Linked DNA regions of Homo sapiens: region 2 is linked to region 1. Evidence: read pairs that join two places in POLR2A ChIA-PET (ENCODE). Cell type or tissue: PC-3. All regions are shown on one strand.

The links. ChIA-PET counts read pairs that join two places held together with the same protein. Peaks named below come from ENCODE experiments on the same cell type or tissue, not always from the same donor. Only the 100,000 strongest peaks of a DNase experiment are listed, where the experiment ranks them.
Region 2: POLR2A ChIA-PET joins it to region 1 with 13 read pairs; 2 of 35 experiments call an interaction of 5 or more read pairs at or near these places.

The regions. Positions count from the first base shown.
Region 1 is chr12:1,271,935-1,279,934 of GRCh38, reverse strand. All of the region lies in intron 14 of ERC1 (ELKS/RAB6-interacting/CAST family member 1), which reads right to left. Among named protein-coding and RNA genes, the nearest start is that of LINC00942, 220 kb to the left of the region's middle. In PC-3, a CTCF peak has its summit at 694; no DNase peak of the experiment used is centred here.
Region 2 is chr12:1,523,437-1,531,436 of GRCh38, reverse strand. It overlaps LOC107984507 (a long non-coding RNA gene), which reads left to right. Exons shown (of 2, transcript NR_160736.1): 2 at 1-3,714. Among named protein-coding and RNA genes, the nearest start is that of LINC00942, 27 kb to the right of the region's middle. RefSeq lists silencers at 893-1,002, 1,093-1,342. In PC-3, no CTCF peak of the experiment used is centred here; a DNase peak (open chromatin) is centred at 3,456; H3K4me3 peaks cover 397 bases; H3K27me3 peaks cover 299 bases.

The DNA.
Region 1 (8,000 bases):
ATCATGAGGTCAGGAGTTCGAGACCAGCCTGGCCAACATGGTGAAACCTCGTCTTTACTAAAAATACAAAAATTAGCTGGGCATGGTGGCGCACGCCTGTAGTCCCAGCTACTTGGGAAGCTGAGGCAGAAGAATTGCTTGAACCCGGGACGCGGAGGTTGCAGTGAGCCGAGATTGCACCACTGCAGTCCGCAGTCCGGCCTGGGCGACAGAGCGAGACTCCGTCTCAAAAAAAAATAAATAAATAAAATAAAATAAAATTAAAAAAAAAAAAAAGTCTGCTTTGAAAACCAGTATCCATAGACTTCTGGCAGTCATTTCTGGGGTTTAATTTTGGATGTGCCAAAGGTTTGTTTCCACTGGACTTAATTTTTTCACATCGCTCTAACTTTTGAAAACACAGATACAGTCCTTTTGCTGAATAAAATGAAAACTCGAGCCTAAATTTAAAGGCATAGATATTTCCTGGACTTCCAGGACAGTAATATCATGTACTACTTTGTCAAAAAAATTTTCTGGAGGTTTTTCTAGAGGAAGAAACTAAGATAACAACAACAAAAAAAGACAAATCCAAATGCATTACTTGAAGAGCGACTACTCATGTTTCTAGAGAATTTTTTGGTCATACTATGTCATGGGGTTATTTCCTGGGGGCTTCAGTTCTGCTTCAGAATTTCTTTAGTAGTTATCTACTGACCCCATCTGGTAAAATTATAGAGGAAGTTACAGTCGTTAAAGCTTCTGTCAACTCGATTTCTAAAAATTTTATGTAAAGAGATATTTTAAGAGAAATAAGAAAATAGGAGATCAGGGCAAATGAATCTAAAGATCTTTAGCTTTATCTTCCTATACACATAGGATGAGAGAGAAAACATACAATTAGGAAAAGGTCATGCCATTCACTTAGAAGGATTTTAAATTCCAACTAATTTACACTCCAAGTTCATGTTGAGTATAAAATCTCCACTTTTTTTTTACTGTTATATTATTTATAAAGTTTTCTGCTTTCTTTTTCAAGTATACTAAACATTACTCCATCTTTTAGGGCTATCCGTATTCTAAAAGAAAGAGTTCATGTTGCTGCCTTTTCCCTTGATTGTTAGCACTCTGACCTTTTATTAAGGGTTCTATTAAAACTCTAAGGCTTTTTTTATTGTTTAAGATAAACACAAGGTAATTATTTTAAAATTGTATTCAGCAGAAAGGGATGAATATAACTTTAAATATAGTACAAGGTAGCTTCAAACTTTAAGTACAGAGTTACTAAAAGTGGAGAAATGTCCGTTTTAACCATGAAATTTAATCTTATGATTAAAGATTTGTGTTGTTTTCTAATCTATCAATATTCAGAATCTGATTCCATTAAAAGGGCTAAAAATTACACGAAGAAATGGAAGGTTTTAAAAACACACTGAGTTTCATTTTCTTCCCTACTATTTCCAGATTTTTTAAGGTGGCTACAACAATACTATGAAATTTCAACTCTTTTTTTGGACATTCATTCTCTGAGACATTGAGTTTTTAAACCTCCTGTCATTAGAACATATCTGGGTAATTTCCATTAATAAATGGATCAAAATGCAGAGTGCTGGGTTGCCATTACTAGAGACTTTATCATTCCTCTAACTTAAGTCATTTCATACATCTTTCAAAGATCAAAAGAAGGAGAAGTCTAAACATGGAGATTTCTGGTAGGGCAGGGTACAGCCATTTAACAACTTCTTTCAACAAGCCAGAGATGGCAGAATTCTCTTTGAAGTGGCAGCCCTGTTGGCTTTTGAAGTCCCTTGTCAATTGCAGAATGGCTGTGGTGGGGTTTGTTTTGTAACCAGCTGTCACCATGAAGGCAGACATGACGTATTTCCAGCAGTCTCACTTCAGGGTCTGTCAAGTGACTGATTTCATAACCAGCCACCATAACAAAGGGGATTCAAACTCCTTGACAGCAGAGCGAGAGTCTACAGTGAAACCTACGAGGTTCCTCTTGACAGAATTTGATTGAAAGACTGAACTGATTACACAACGGCAAAGAGAAGATGATCGTGAACTGTCATATCTCTTAGGTACCTGAAACATTAAAAATATACTTTCTATATGCTTATCAATATCATGTTCCATAATAACATCTTACATTTTAAAAATGAAGTATCTTTGAACAACAGTATCTACAATCTGTGCATTGACCAAACATGATGAACTTCTGCAGAAACCAGTAAACTGCTTTACAAGCACCGTTTATGTTACCAACGTAACACTCTATTTTTTTTGTAAGACAGAATGATTCTACATAGTTCTGAATAACGTTTGTATCTGTAACACTTTTGGACTGCTTAGCTACTCATTTCAAGAATGTCTCACAGAAATCAGTTAAGACTTATAAGAGCAAGCAAAGAAAATGAATTTAGGATATGTTAAGAAGAGATTTCTGTAAACTATTAAATGTAACCCATTACAGCACTATATGAAATGAATCAGTCTTAATAATATTATGAACCTATTTCCAAGTCCGGGAAAGATGAGGCAAATCTTGAAAAACCTAATGTCAAATTTACCAGTGATGATCAGAAGCATCAGTCCCACTAAAAGGAAATAAAGTAGGATCAAAAAGATTTTCAAATGATTCTAATCAGTTTATACCTGCTCTGCAGAATGTTTTGAATTATTACATGTTTTCATAAACATGGTGGCCTGGTACTTCCGAGTGGAAGGCTCACTGCTACATAAGACTTTCAGCTAGTTCCCACTAGCTAAGAGGTCAACAACAGTGGGCCTACAATTTTGCACATTCACTTTTTGAGACATATAAGCCCTCTGTTTTGCCACTGAAGGACAGGTCAGGGATAATAATGATTTCTAAATTGTATTTTTCCACTCTGGCTACCATTCTTTAAAATCAAGCACAAAAATGTAAATAACTTTCACATAAATATCTATTCTAATTCTTTAAATCTACAATTCTGACACCTTTAAGTTCTTCTGTTCAGATGAAAAAGTAGTTTATCAAATCCAGTGGAAACGCAATTGCAACAAAGAAAACATTTCAAAACACTGTTTAGATAAGTATAAAAATATGATAAAATTACCATTAAATCCTAAATTGTTTAGTAAGTACAGTGATGCTGCAAACATTAAGTCAGGACAAAATTTCATTTATTCGCTCATAATTTAATTACTTAGTAAATATTCATTGAATGCCATTGTGTACCAGGTGCAATGGTAGACGCTGAGGATACAACAGTAAATAAGACACAGCTCCTGCCCTCAAGGAGCTTTCATTCTAGGAGACAAAATGGAGACAGTCTCTTAAAGCAATAGGTAGTAAATACGTAATAATAATGCAGTGTTATTAAAAAAAAAAAACAGGACTAAGTACAAGTGCAGTTGAAAAACATGAGAGGCTGGGCACAGTGGCTCACGCCAGTAATCCCAGCATTTGGGAGGCTGAGGTGGGCAGATCACCTGAGGTCAGGAGTTCGAGACCAGCCTGGTCAACATAGCGAAACCCCGTCTCTACTAAAAATAACAAAAAATTAGCTGGGCATGGTGGCGGGCGCCTGTAATCCCAGCTACTTGGGAGGCTGAGGCAGGGATAATTGCTTGAACCTGGGAGGCGGAGGTTGCAGTGAGCCGAGATCACGCCACTGCACTCCAGCCTGGGCAACAGAGAGAGACTCCATCTCAAAAAAAAAAAAAGAAAAAGAAAAAGAAAAACAAAAACATGAGAGAGACATGTAACTCAGACTTGGAAGGTCAGAAAAGGTTTTATGGAAGAAGTAGGATTTTTCCAGACAAGGGAATAAGGTAAGGTTGAAGAGATTGCTTCACTCAGAAGGAACATGTAGTTTAAGACATGTAAGCCCTTCTTTACTCTTCTGAAAAAGGACCCAACAAGAACTGGCACTTGTTTTCGACCTAGAAAACATTACATATATCTGAGAATCTGTTGTTTAACAACTGAATAATATTATAAAGAAAGAATGTACCAGAGTGACTGGCAGACAGTAGGTAATCAGTAAGTGTCAGTAAATCTACAAGAATTGTAGTTTGTATTAAGAATAAAAGGTACTCTGCCTTCTGACACAAGTGGAAGCCTGAGACCCTCACCAGAAGCAGATGCGGGCATCATGCTCCTTGTACAGTTTGTAGAACCATGGCCAAATAAACTCCTTTTCTTTATAAATTACCCAGCCTTAGGTAATTCCTTTATAGCAACACTAAATGGAATAAGACAACCATCCACTTAAAGATCCTCGTGATAAGAAGCGTAGAAATCAACCTTGCCACTTCCCTCTCCTCTCCCTCATCATCAACATGCAATTGACCAGCAAATCTTGCTGAGTTTATCTCCAAATAGACCTCTCCATCTCCTTTGCCATCACCCTACATGTCCTTGGATTATATGTTTTCCTAACATGTCCTCAGCCCTTTCTACCCTTACTCTCCTATTTATTCTTCATATAATTGCTGGAATACTCTATTTTTGAGATGGCGCAATCTGGACTCACTGCAACCTCTGCCTCCTGGGCTCAAGTGATTCTCCTGCCTCAGCCTCCTGAGTAGCTGGGACTACAGGCGTGCACCACCACGCCCAGCTAAATTTGGTATTTTTAGTAGAGACAAGGTTTCACCATGTTGGCCAGGCTGGTCTCAAACTCCTGACCTCAGGTGATCGACCTGCCTCAGCCTCCCAAAGTGCTGGCATTACAGGTATGAGCCACTGTGCCCAGCCTGGAATACTCTTTTTAAAACAGGAAATAAGTCTTACCGCTCTTCTGCTTAAAATTACTTAAAAGATAACCACTGTGGTTGAGATAAAACCTAAAATCATTAACATGACTATCCTATATATTCTGGTTTCTGCCTACCTCTCCAGTTTCATGCCACACCATCCATTCATTCACTCATTTATTCAATCACTCACCTACTATCCATAGAGCTACCGGCTCACTTTGACTTAGTACACTCCACGAACTCTGGTTTTCTTTTGATTTCCGAACTATGCCAAACTATTTCCATCATTAGGGTCTCCACACACGTGGTTCCTGCTGAAGTAAACTACCTGCCATTCTTAATTTCACTAATTCCTACTTACTTTTCATTTTCATTTCTCAATTTAAGTATCAATGTGTTAAGAGATGCCCTCCAGCTAGGCACGGTGGCTCATGCCTGTAATCCTAGCACCTTGGGAGGTCAAGGTGTGCGGATCACAAGTTCAGAAGTTCGAGACCAGCCTGAAAAACATGCTGGAATCCCATCTCTACTAAAAATACAAACATTAGCCGGGTGTGGTGATGCATGCCTGTAATCCCAGCTACCTGGGAGGCTGAAGCAGAAGAATTGCTTGAACCTGGGAGATGGAGGTTGCAGCAAGCCAAGACCGCACCACTGCACTCCAGCCTGGGCAACAGAGCAAGACTCTGTCTCAATAAATAAATAAATAAATAAATAAATAAAATAAAATAAAATAAAATAGACGAGATGCTTTCCCTGACCATTCACTCTAAATAAGGTCCCCTGTTACACACTTTTATAAAATACTATACTTTTTTTATTTGCATGGATCAAATTTTAAAGTATATGTTTATTTCTGTGATCAATCTCCCCTACTAACATATAAGCTCCATGAGGAAAAGGACCATACTCATTTGGTTCAGTAAAGTATTCTCAGTTTCTAGCACATAGGAGGATCTAGATAAACAATGAATGAACAGCGAAATGAATGGATGATACATAAACTTTTAACAATGCTGGGGTGGCATGTTCTCACTATGGACATCTAATGTAGATGACTCTCATTTCTGTAACTATTCCACTCCTTTTTCCTCCACTAATTCCATCACTCACGTCATAACTTTAAGCATCTACATGATGCTACCACACGAATGTGGAAGAAAACACTCACATGCAATTATAATATCCCTTGAAAGTGATCTAGTCTTCCACCATTATTTCTTAAAGGAAAAATTACTTTTGACAAACATGGTTTTATGTCACAAATGTTTTTCCAAAAACAAAAATTTAAAAAATGACCAACTATATCAGAAAATGCTTGTATTTGAATATCCTAGTGTCACAACTCTGTCAGGCTTAGGAGGAAAAACTAACTAGTATCTACTAACTATGTATATGTAGATAGATAGATATCCATGTATCTATCTGTCTGTCCATCTGACTGACCGACCATCCATCCATCCATCCACCCACCCATCTGTCCAACATACTATAGAGTTGAACTGTCCAATATAGTAGCCACTAGGCAGATATGGCCATTAAAATTTACTTAAAATTAAATAAAAGCAAAATATCAGTTTTTCAGGTGCTCTAGCCAAATTTTAAGTGTTCAACAGAAACGTGGCTAGAGGCTACCATCTTGGTAGAACAGACATAAAACATTACCACTGTTTTAGCAAGTTCTATTTGACAGTGCTGCTATAAAGACTACAGAGGTTTCAGAAGCCAATAAGCACTTGTGAAGAAAAATGTATACTTATAATATTCACTTTATGCCAAAAAAGTAACTTTTGTTTAGATTTCAAGTCCTTCTAATATTGAATAGTATTTAGAAACCGTATCTGACCACTACGAGTGAGCATTGCTACTAAGAAGATGATTTGTTTTCTAGGTATTTGCAGTACATAGGAAATGCATGTGTGACTGTTTAAGAGAAAAAAGTCATAAATTTAAACAAATGTTTCAAATTCCAATTTAAGATTACAAAGACTAAACCCTTAAAATATTTTTACGGTTTTAAAATTTCCGTATCTTCCTGCTTCTAGGAATAACATCTAAGGATAACGTTCTAAAACCAATGCTTAGTTTCAAATAATGCTAAGAAAGTATTTTTCCCCTCCCTCCCTTCCTTCTGGAAACTATAGAACATCTGGCTTAGTAAAACTGAAAGACAGCATTAGAACTGGATTTTATAGCATATATTTCTAGCAGTTTACTAAAGCTACTCAAGGTTTTTTTTTTTTTTTTTTTTTTTTTTAGACGGAGTCTCACTCTATCACTGAGGCTAGAGTGCAGTGGCATGATCTCAGCTCACTGCAACCTCTGCTGCCCGGGTTCAAGCAATTCTCCTGCTTCAGCCTCCCAAGTAGCTGGGATTATGGGCACCTAGCACTGCGCCCAGCTAATTTTTGTATTTTTAGTAGAGATGGGGCTTCACCATCTTGGCCAGGCTGGTCTTGAACTCTTGACCTCGTCATCCACCTGCCTCAGCCTCCCAAAGTGCTGGGATTACAGGTATAAGCCACAGCGCCCGGCCTACTCAAACTCTTTTTATGAGAAGACCATGGATGTAAAATAGGAAATAATGTACAGATTAAGAACCTGTATTGATCTAAGACAGACTCTCAGAGAATAAATAATCTGGTGATAAGAATAATGTCCATCTGATCAACATATTAGGTGACTGTGTTATTCTCAGTTGATGCAAATCTACAACTTCTAGAATATGAGACCAGATTGGGGAGAGGACAAGAATTTCCTTGAGTCACAGTATTAACACTTGACATATGTAAATTAGAATTTAACAGTAAGTTTGTCACTGCTGGTGCTGAATCAACCAGACAGGGTCTATAAATACGACATTTCTCTGGGGCCTTCAGCCAACCAGTGAGAGCAGTGCCTCCCCTTGGAACCACAGAGGGCAGTGGTGGTGACAACAGAAGTACCAATAGTGGTAGATGTTTACTATGGCTTTACCACGTGTCAGAATCTGTTAAAGGTGCTTTATACAGATACCATCTCTTTAATGTGGCAGATGTAGTAACTATTTCTTTTACAGCTCGGGGAACTGACCCACAAGTAACTTGCCCAAGGTCATAATTTCTAAGTGATGGGAGCCTAATTCCAACCAAGGTTTCTAACTCCAGAGTCCACCTTCTTCGCCATTATGGAATACAGCTTCCCTAAGGTTCTGGAACGACCTTTTGAACTGGAAAGCCACAGTGTAAAAATTTCTGTACCTAACCTATCACTTCTGCCTCTCTCAGACT
Region 2 (8,000 bases), 250 kb before region 1:
GGGACGTGGAGCGCCGGAGCGACCGGAGAAGCACAAAGCCGAGCGGCGCTCGGGCTCTACCTGCGCGGTCCGGGCAGAAACGCAGGCTCCCACCCGCGTCCGGCGGGTAAAGTAACCCAGATGGGGTCCTCGATGCCGGCGCAGACCTCGGCGGAGGGTCGGGGCTGGGCCCGACCAGACCCGGGAGAGTGAGCGCGAAGCTCAGAGGCCGCCCCGCCTGCGCCGCCGACCCCGGAGCCTCCTATGCCTGCCCGCGCGAGGGCCCGGCGGTCCCCAGCTTTGTTCGCCGCCCCGGCCCGGGGCGACTCCCTTCCCCCGACCTGACCCCGGCCCGCCCCGACCCGACGCCCGCGGCGCGCAGACCCACCCGGCGGACACCCAGCGCGGCCGCGGGGCCGGGAAGGCGGAGGAGCCGCGCGAGGTTCGGCAGCCGGGGCGGCGGCGGCGGCGGCGGGGCCGTCCCCGGGGGCGAGGGCCGGCGCTTACCTGCATGTCCCGCCGCGTGTCAGGCCCGCGGGCTCCGGGCGCCGCTCGGCCCGGCCCGGCTCTTCCTGCGCCCGGCTGCGCTGGGTCGGCGGGCGAGGCGCGGCCCGCGGGGGCGCAGGGGGCGGCCGGCGGGGCCCGGGGCAGACCCTGCCCGCTCCTCTCAGCGCGCGGGCCGCTCGGGCCGCCGCCTCCGACTCTTCATCCGCGGCCGGGGCGCGGGGCTGGCGGCGCGGGCGGGCGTGCTCGGCTCCCGGGGTCCCGCCGAGGCGTCTCGGGCCCCCCCCCCGATGCTGGGGCAGCCTCCGAGGTGTCCACCGGAGCCCGGCCAGGCAGCCCCGGCGCTCGGAGTCTGCGCGCCCTCCTGCCGCCCGGAGGGCTCCCTGCTCCGCGCCGGGGACCCCCGAACTCAGCGGGCGGGGACGGTCGGGGGCGCGCAGCCTGCGGCCGATCCGGAGGGAGGCCCTGGGCCCGAGGCGCGGGCTCGGGAGGCCGCCGTCGATCTCGCCGGGCTGCGCGCCCTGCTCCGGAGCGCGGGACCCGGGGAAGTTTCGGCCCAAGTTGGCTGCGGGGCGGGTGGCGGCCGCGGCTCGGAGTGCAGGGCCCGGCGCTGGGCGAGTGGATCCTGGGGGCGCCGCCGCCTCCGCCCCGCCTCCCGCGCCTCCTCCCCGCCCCCGACAGCCGCGCCGGCCCCGGCTCGCTCCTGCCCACCAGCCGGGCCGCGACACCCTCCCGAGGGCTCCTCCCAGGCGCTGGGACCGCGACCTCCGCACCTGCCTCCCGCCCGGCTCCCTCGGCCCCTAAGCAGAGCGGCCCGGGGGCCTCGCCGCGGGGGTGCGGACGGGGAGTCTCCGCCGCCCGGCCCCCTTCTCCCGGCGCCGCACGCCTGCTGCCCCCTTCTCCTGGAACTCGACCCGATCCTCCGAAGAAACCGCGGCTCTTACCCCGGCCAGCAGCCCCCTCGGGGCGCCCAAGGAGCCCGTACCCGCGCCCCGCGATCCTGGCACGAGCGCCCACCTCGGCGTCTGCGGGGCCCGAGGCTCTGAGAGGGGAAGAGAGTTATGTCCTCCGCTTTCTTGCTACGCGTCCTCCTTTGAATCCCCCAAGGAAGTAGAGTGACCCGGGAACTACTTTGCCGCTTCGCAAACCCAGGTCATCCCCCTCGCAGTCCTGGGCCCTTCCCTACAGAGCCCAGCTCAGAAAGATCCCTGGGTTTGGGAAAAATGAGGCAGAAAGGTTTCAAGGAGCAAACGTGTTCTCTCAATACTTTCGTCATGGATATAGGACTAAATAATTCTCCTGATGTTTTATGGAGAAAATGAGGCACAGGAAAGTCTGACGACCAACCCATAGTCACTGCAGGGGCTAATAGCTTGAGAAGGTCACTAGAGTCCAGGGCTCGGCCTTAGTTCAGATCCAAGTTTAAATGCTTTTCTGGAAGTCCCATGTCCTTTTGTAGGTAACCTCATAGCACCTCTGGGTGAGCTGCCCAAGAGGGTGTCCAAGGAGGTGAAGTGGGTGAGCTAAGGTCCCAGTGGAGGCAGGAGCTGCTGGTCCCTGCTCCAGACCCAGGTAACAGGGACCAACCGAGAGCAGCCAGTAGGATCCCAGGCCTGCCCTCCAGCCCCTTTGCTTTTACATTCTGAAAAACCCAGTCTCTTCCCTGAGGAGGAGGTCGCCCTGCTAAAGAAATTGCCTTCGAATGCAGTACAGTGAGGGGAGGGAAAATACAATAGTAATAATCAAAGGCTTTGCCTTTTTAAAATTAGTAACCAAACAAGGTGACAGCCTCCCCCTTTCAGTGGGGGAAGGGGCAGCAGGGAGGGTCAGGGAATGGATGGGACCAGGAACCCACCACACTGGGCAGGCAATAAGGAGCTATTGTCCTCTGGATTTTACAACAGGTAAGAGCTGTTGTAGCAAATACCCCACTAATTAGAGGGCAAGGTTTCCTTGGAACTGTGCTGGCTTGGGCCGGAGGTGCACCGTGACTTTTCTCACCTCAGGTGCACTGTGACTTTTCTCACCTCGGAGTGAATGAATGGGGTTTATGAGACCAGGTCCAGCAACCATAAATGCATGGCCTATAATTGTTGTGGGGAGCCTGCCTGCTGCTGGAGGGAAGCTAGTTCAAGGCTTTATCTTGGGGACAGATGATATGAGGAGAGTTGGCCTAAAGCAAGCAAAAAAGCTTTGAATCCGCTTTGCCAAATTTCAAGCAGGCTCAGTTTCTCTCTTCCTCAGAATAAAACATCAGTTCTAGTGTTAGGGTCTTTTTTTTTTTTTTTTTTTTTTGAGACAGAGTTTTGCTCTTGTTGACCAGGCCGGAGTGTGGTGGCACAATCTCGTCTCACTGCAACCTCCTTCTCCCGGGTTCAACTGATTCTCCTGCCTCAACCTCCCAAGCAGCTGGGATTACAGGTGTGCGCCACCGTAGTAGAGACGGGGTTTCACCATGTTGGCCAGGCTGATCTCGAACTCCTGACCTCAAGCGATTCACCTGCCTCGGCCTCCCAAAGTGCTGGGATTACAGGCGTGAGCCACTGTGCCCGGCCATGGAGTTAGGGTCTTCGTGGGAGGTCGGGGGGAAGTCTTGTTCCCCAGACCCTGATTACTCCAGAATGCAACATGGGAGAAACTGAAGATTCGCTTCATTTGTTGAGCCCTAAACACCCAGAGATGAATGAGACCAGTTCCCACCTTCAGGAAGTTTACAGTCTGAAGAATGAGGTGTGGAGAGGCCGACCTCTAATTTGAAGCCTAGAAGAAGCAACAAGGGATGACTTTGCTTGGCCCTGAGCTGACAGTCTAGGATGAGAGCAAGTGACAGACGACAGCAACCCCAGCTGAATGCTCTGTAAGTCCCCTACCCCCACCATCTCTGTCCAAGATGAGTCAAAACTTGTGGCACAGGGAGGGAAGCTGCAGTGCCCCCGGGAAAGGAGCTTGTGGCTGAGTAGCTGGGAAAACGTTTGAATGAGGAGACAGCAGAGACGTGGGCCAGATTCCCCAAGGGAAGTGGTAAGCACCCCATAGCTTGAGTCACTGGACTGCTGGGGCAGCTACCTCCAGCTCTGAAGGCAGGCACTGATGGGAATGCAGACAAATCTCACCCATGTTTTGTCTGTGACTGTTGGGTGGGGTCTCTTGCCTTCTCTGCCAAACAAGGCATATTCCAATTTGGCATTTGTGATTAAAAAGAAAGGACACAAGAAAGTAAGGAAGGAAATAGAAGAAAAAAAGAGAAAAGAAAGAATATTTGGCCCTATGCAAATATGTAATGATCACTGCTCTTTTTATTGAGGACACTGCTCCCCACTCCTGGTCATGCCCTCGCAGGCCCCCATCCACACTCAGAGGTCCCTTCCCAGCCAGAAAGTCTAACGAAAACCCTATCAGAACTAGTCAGAGAGGAGGCTGAGACTCCTGCGTGGCTGGGATCTCAGTGGCTTTCCTGCCAGGTGCATGTGGGGCTGAGTGCTGGTCCTCAGGCATGCTCTTCGGTGGACTGCTCCGTTTCACCACCCCCAGTGCCAGGGGGAGGAGCTTCAGAACACTGCTGTCCAGCCGCCTCTGGGTGCAGGAAGAAAGTACCCCTGTTGCAGGGCAACCCTCTACTCCATCCCAGTCTGCTTCTCTGGCACCTTTCAAAGGTGTTCTTTAAGATGCACAGAAGGCCTGGCGCGGTGGCTCACGCCTGCGATCCCAGCACTTTGGGAGGCCGAGGCGGGCGGATCATGAGGTCAGGAGATTGAGACCATCCTGCCTAACACGGTGAAACCCCGTCTCTAGTAAAAAGTATAAAAAATTAGCCGGGCGTGGTGGAGGGCACCTGTAGTCCCAGCTACTCGGGAGGCTGAGGCGGGAAAATGGTGTGAACCCGAGAGGCGGAGGTTGCAGTGAGCCGAGATCGGGCCACTGCACTCCAGCCTGGGCGACAGAGCCAGACTCCGTCTCAAAAAAAAAAAAAAAAAAAAGGACGCACAGAAAATTTCTTGGGGGAACTGATGAGCCTTCAAAGCCCAGAACAAGAGCGAGAGGCAGAGCTAATAATAACCTTTTATCCCGACAGCTATTTCACAGGCACTTGACCCCATTGCCTGTGGTACTGTGTTGTTCAGTGCTCAGTTTCTGCTCGTTGTCTGGACGTAACATAGAAGTCACGGTTTTGCTAAGAAAGAGGGCTTTTTAAAAACTGGCAGAATCTGACCCAAATATCCAGACACTATCCATAGATTACCGCCACAGACTCACAATAGCCAAGACAATTTGGGACAGCTGGATCGGGGGATTTCTAAGTGCTGAAGGCAGCAGGGTTGGTAAGAAGGAAGCTGCTATCATGAGTTCTAATCTGGCTCTGCAGTGGACCTGTAGAGGAAAAAGTTCATACCAGGATGTCAGCAGCATAAAGGAATTTTTATAAAAGCAGAAGACCGTTCTTAATACCTCATATGTGCATAGAGCTTACCAGTTTATAAACTGCTTTTCTTTTTTTTTTTTTTTTTTTTTTTTGAGACAGAGTCTTACTCTGTCACCCAGGCTGGAGTGCCGTGGCATGATCATGGCTGACTGCAGCCTCAACCTCCCATGCTCAAGCGATCCTCCCACCTCAGCCTCCTGAGTAGCTGGGACTACAGGCACATGCCACCATAGCTGGCTAATGTTCATATTTTTTGTAGAGACAGGGTTTTGCTATGTTTCCCAGGCTGGTCTCAAACCCCTGAGCTCAAGCGATTCTCTCACTTCGACCTCCCAAAGTGCTGGGATTACAGGTGTGCACCACTGTGAGTGGCTGATATGGTTTGGCTGTGTCCCAACCAAATTTCGTCTTGAATTCGCACGTGTTGTGGGAGGGACCCGGTGGGAGGTAATTAAATCATGGGGCAGGTCTTTCCGGTGCTGTTCTCCTGATAGTAAGTCCCATGAGATCTGATGGTTATTATAAGGGGAAGTTTTTCGGCACAAGCTCTCTTTTTGCCTGCTGCCAACCACGAAATATGTGACTTTGCTCCTCTGTGCCTTCTGCCATGACAGTGAGGCCTCCCTAGCCATGTGGAAGCGTAAGTCCAATTAAACCTCTTTCTTTTGTAAATTGCCCAGGCTCAGGTATGTCTTTATCAGCAGTGTGAAAACGGACAAATACAGTGGCCCTCTAGTTTTATCTTAATGAAGATTCATCAGAATGATGACAGCCTTACTCATCTCACTTGGAAGGCTCTCCTCTAGCCACCTCTCCCCAAAAGAGAAGTTAGTGCCCCTCCAGGGAGAAGACAGCATGGTTGCTGAGCAGGGCGCCAGGTCAGTCCTCAGAGGTGAACTTCAGACTCAACACCTGTGTGATCTTGAGCAAGACACTCATCTCTCTAAGCCTCGGTTTTCTCATCTAAAAGGTAGCAGTGGTAAGATCACCTATCTATGGCAATGTGAGAAGTCGAAGAACACACATAAAGAATCCAAGTACTGGCTGGGCATGGTGGTTCACGCCTGTAATCCCAGCACTTTGGGAGGCTGAGGCGGGCAGATCACTTGACCTCAGGAGTTCCAGAACAACCTAGGCAACATGGCAAAACCCTGACTCTACAAAAAACACAAAAATTAGGTGGGTGTTTTGGTGTGCACCTGTAGTCCCAGCTGCTCAGGAGGGTGAGGCAAGCGGATTACTTGAGCTCGGGAGGTCGAGGCTGCAGCGAGCCGTGATTATACACCACTGCACTCCAGCAGCCTGGGCGATAGAGTGAGACCCTGTCTAAAACAGACAGAAAAAAGGAATCCAGTACTATTTATTACACGTAGTATATGTTCAATCAGTATTAATAATTGCATTATTATGATTGAATAGACGTGACCTCATTTTCTGTTGTCCACTCTAATGGGATGCTCTATCCTTGAACTCCTCCCAAGAGAAGACAGAATCCTAAATTGTCCCTTTAATGAATTACTGCTTTACTAATACCTAGAATGAAGCAGTTGAAGGTGTCACTAAAAACTGGCAAAATCTGGAGACTCTAGCCAATTGCAATGGGAAGAGTTTCATCATTTCATCAGTACCACTCGTCAAGGTCCCATAAAGAGAAAATGGGGGCCGGGTGCGGTGGCTCACGCCTGTAATCCCAGCACTTTGAGAAACTGAGGTGGGAGGATTGCTTGAGGCCAGGAGTTCGAGACCAGCCTGGGCAACAAAGTGAGACCCCCCCCCCCCATCTCTTAAAAACAAGCAAACAAACAAAAGAATGGCGAGCAAATGGGAAAAACTAATGAATGTGATCCTGTTAATGAACTACTCAAATGCTTGACCAAAAAACAAGGCACTCTTTGGAATTATGATTGACAAGAAATACCATTTTCCCTTTGGAGACTCTAACATCCCCATATGCCTCCTTTTTCCCTCATCTCAACTTTGACTGAAGCCCTTTAATGCTTTCTATACTGAGGGACATTTCAGAGGAAACGGAGACAGGGTGCCTGCCCTCAAGGAGCTTTGTTCTTATAGTGGGGCCAGGACACAAGCAAATGGAAATGAAATGAACATCAGATGCCCAGGCCACATGCGTCTGGTGCCAGAGCCCCTGGCGGCTCAAGGCCATCAGGACTAAGGGTGGTGGCCGAGCTTCTCCTTCCCTCTCTCTTACTAAGGAGCTGGTTTCCCCTGGGGAAGGTCACTCCCCTTCTTGGATCCTCACCTGTAAAAAGCATGGGTCTAAATACTCCCCAAGAGTAAACAAAGCTATGATGGAGTCAAAGGGGAAATGGAGAAAGATGGAGGTTTGAGAGGAAGACAGTGAATCTGACTCCAAGACACTTACTTTTAAGGTCAAGGGGGCATTCAAGTGTTGACGGCAAGAAACAGGGAATGTAAGGAGCGTTAGAGGTCAGGGTGGCTGGAGGTGCAGTTTCAAAAAGTGAACTGATAAATACGAAGGCCAGAGGGCAAGGCGAGAGAGATGGCGGAGTGAGCAACCTGTGTAGACAGGGCCCACAAGTTTAGGAAGAGGAGAGCGCAGACTGGAGGGTGCAGCAGGGAGCCCTCGGGTCGAGTGATGTGTGCTCCACAATAAGAGAGCCACAGTAAGACACGCACAAAGGCAGAGAGAGGCAAAGCCAGGAGCATTGGCCGTTCCTGTTGGTAGAGGGGGCTGGGAGCAAGGAAGAGAGGGCGGCAGGAACTCAGCAGGGGGCTGGCATTCCAGAGCGAGAGCAGCCCCTTCTTCCTTCCTCTCCAGAGACTGTTAGGACGACAGAAAATGCAGATACCGAAGGAGAGGCCAGCCAGGAAAGGGAGAAAGGATGGCCACAAGCTCCCACAAGGACACTAAAGTGGCCTCTCCAGCTGTCAGGGGAGGCTGACCCCTCCCACGTGGCTGCCCAGGGTGGGAGGCACACCTGTGCCAGGTGACCAGAGGGTGTCTCAAAGTTGTTCACTCACAGACAGCTCCTGGAGGGGCTTCCTAGTGCAGTGAGGGTTGAGTCCCTGGTTTATCGGAATCTCCTGGGAAAGAATGTTTAAAGTCCAGTTTCCA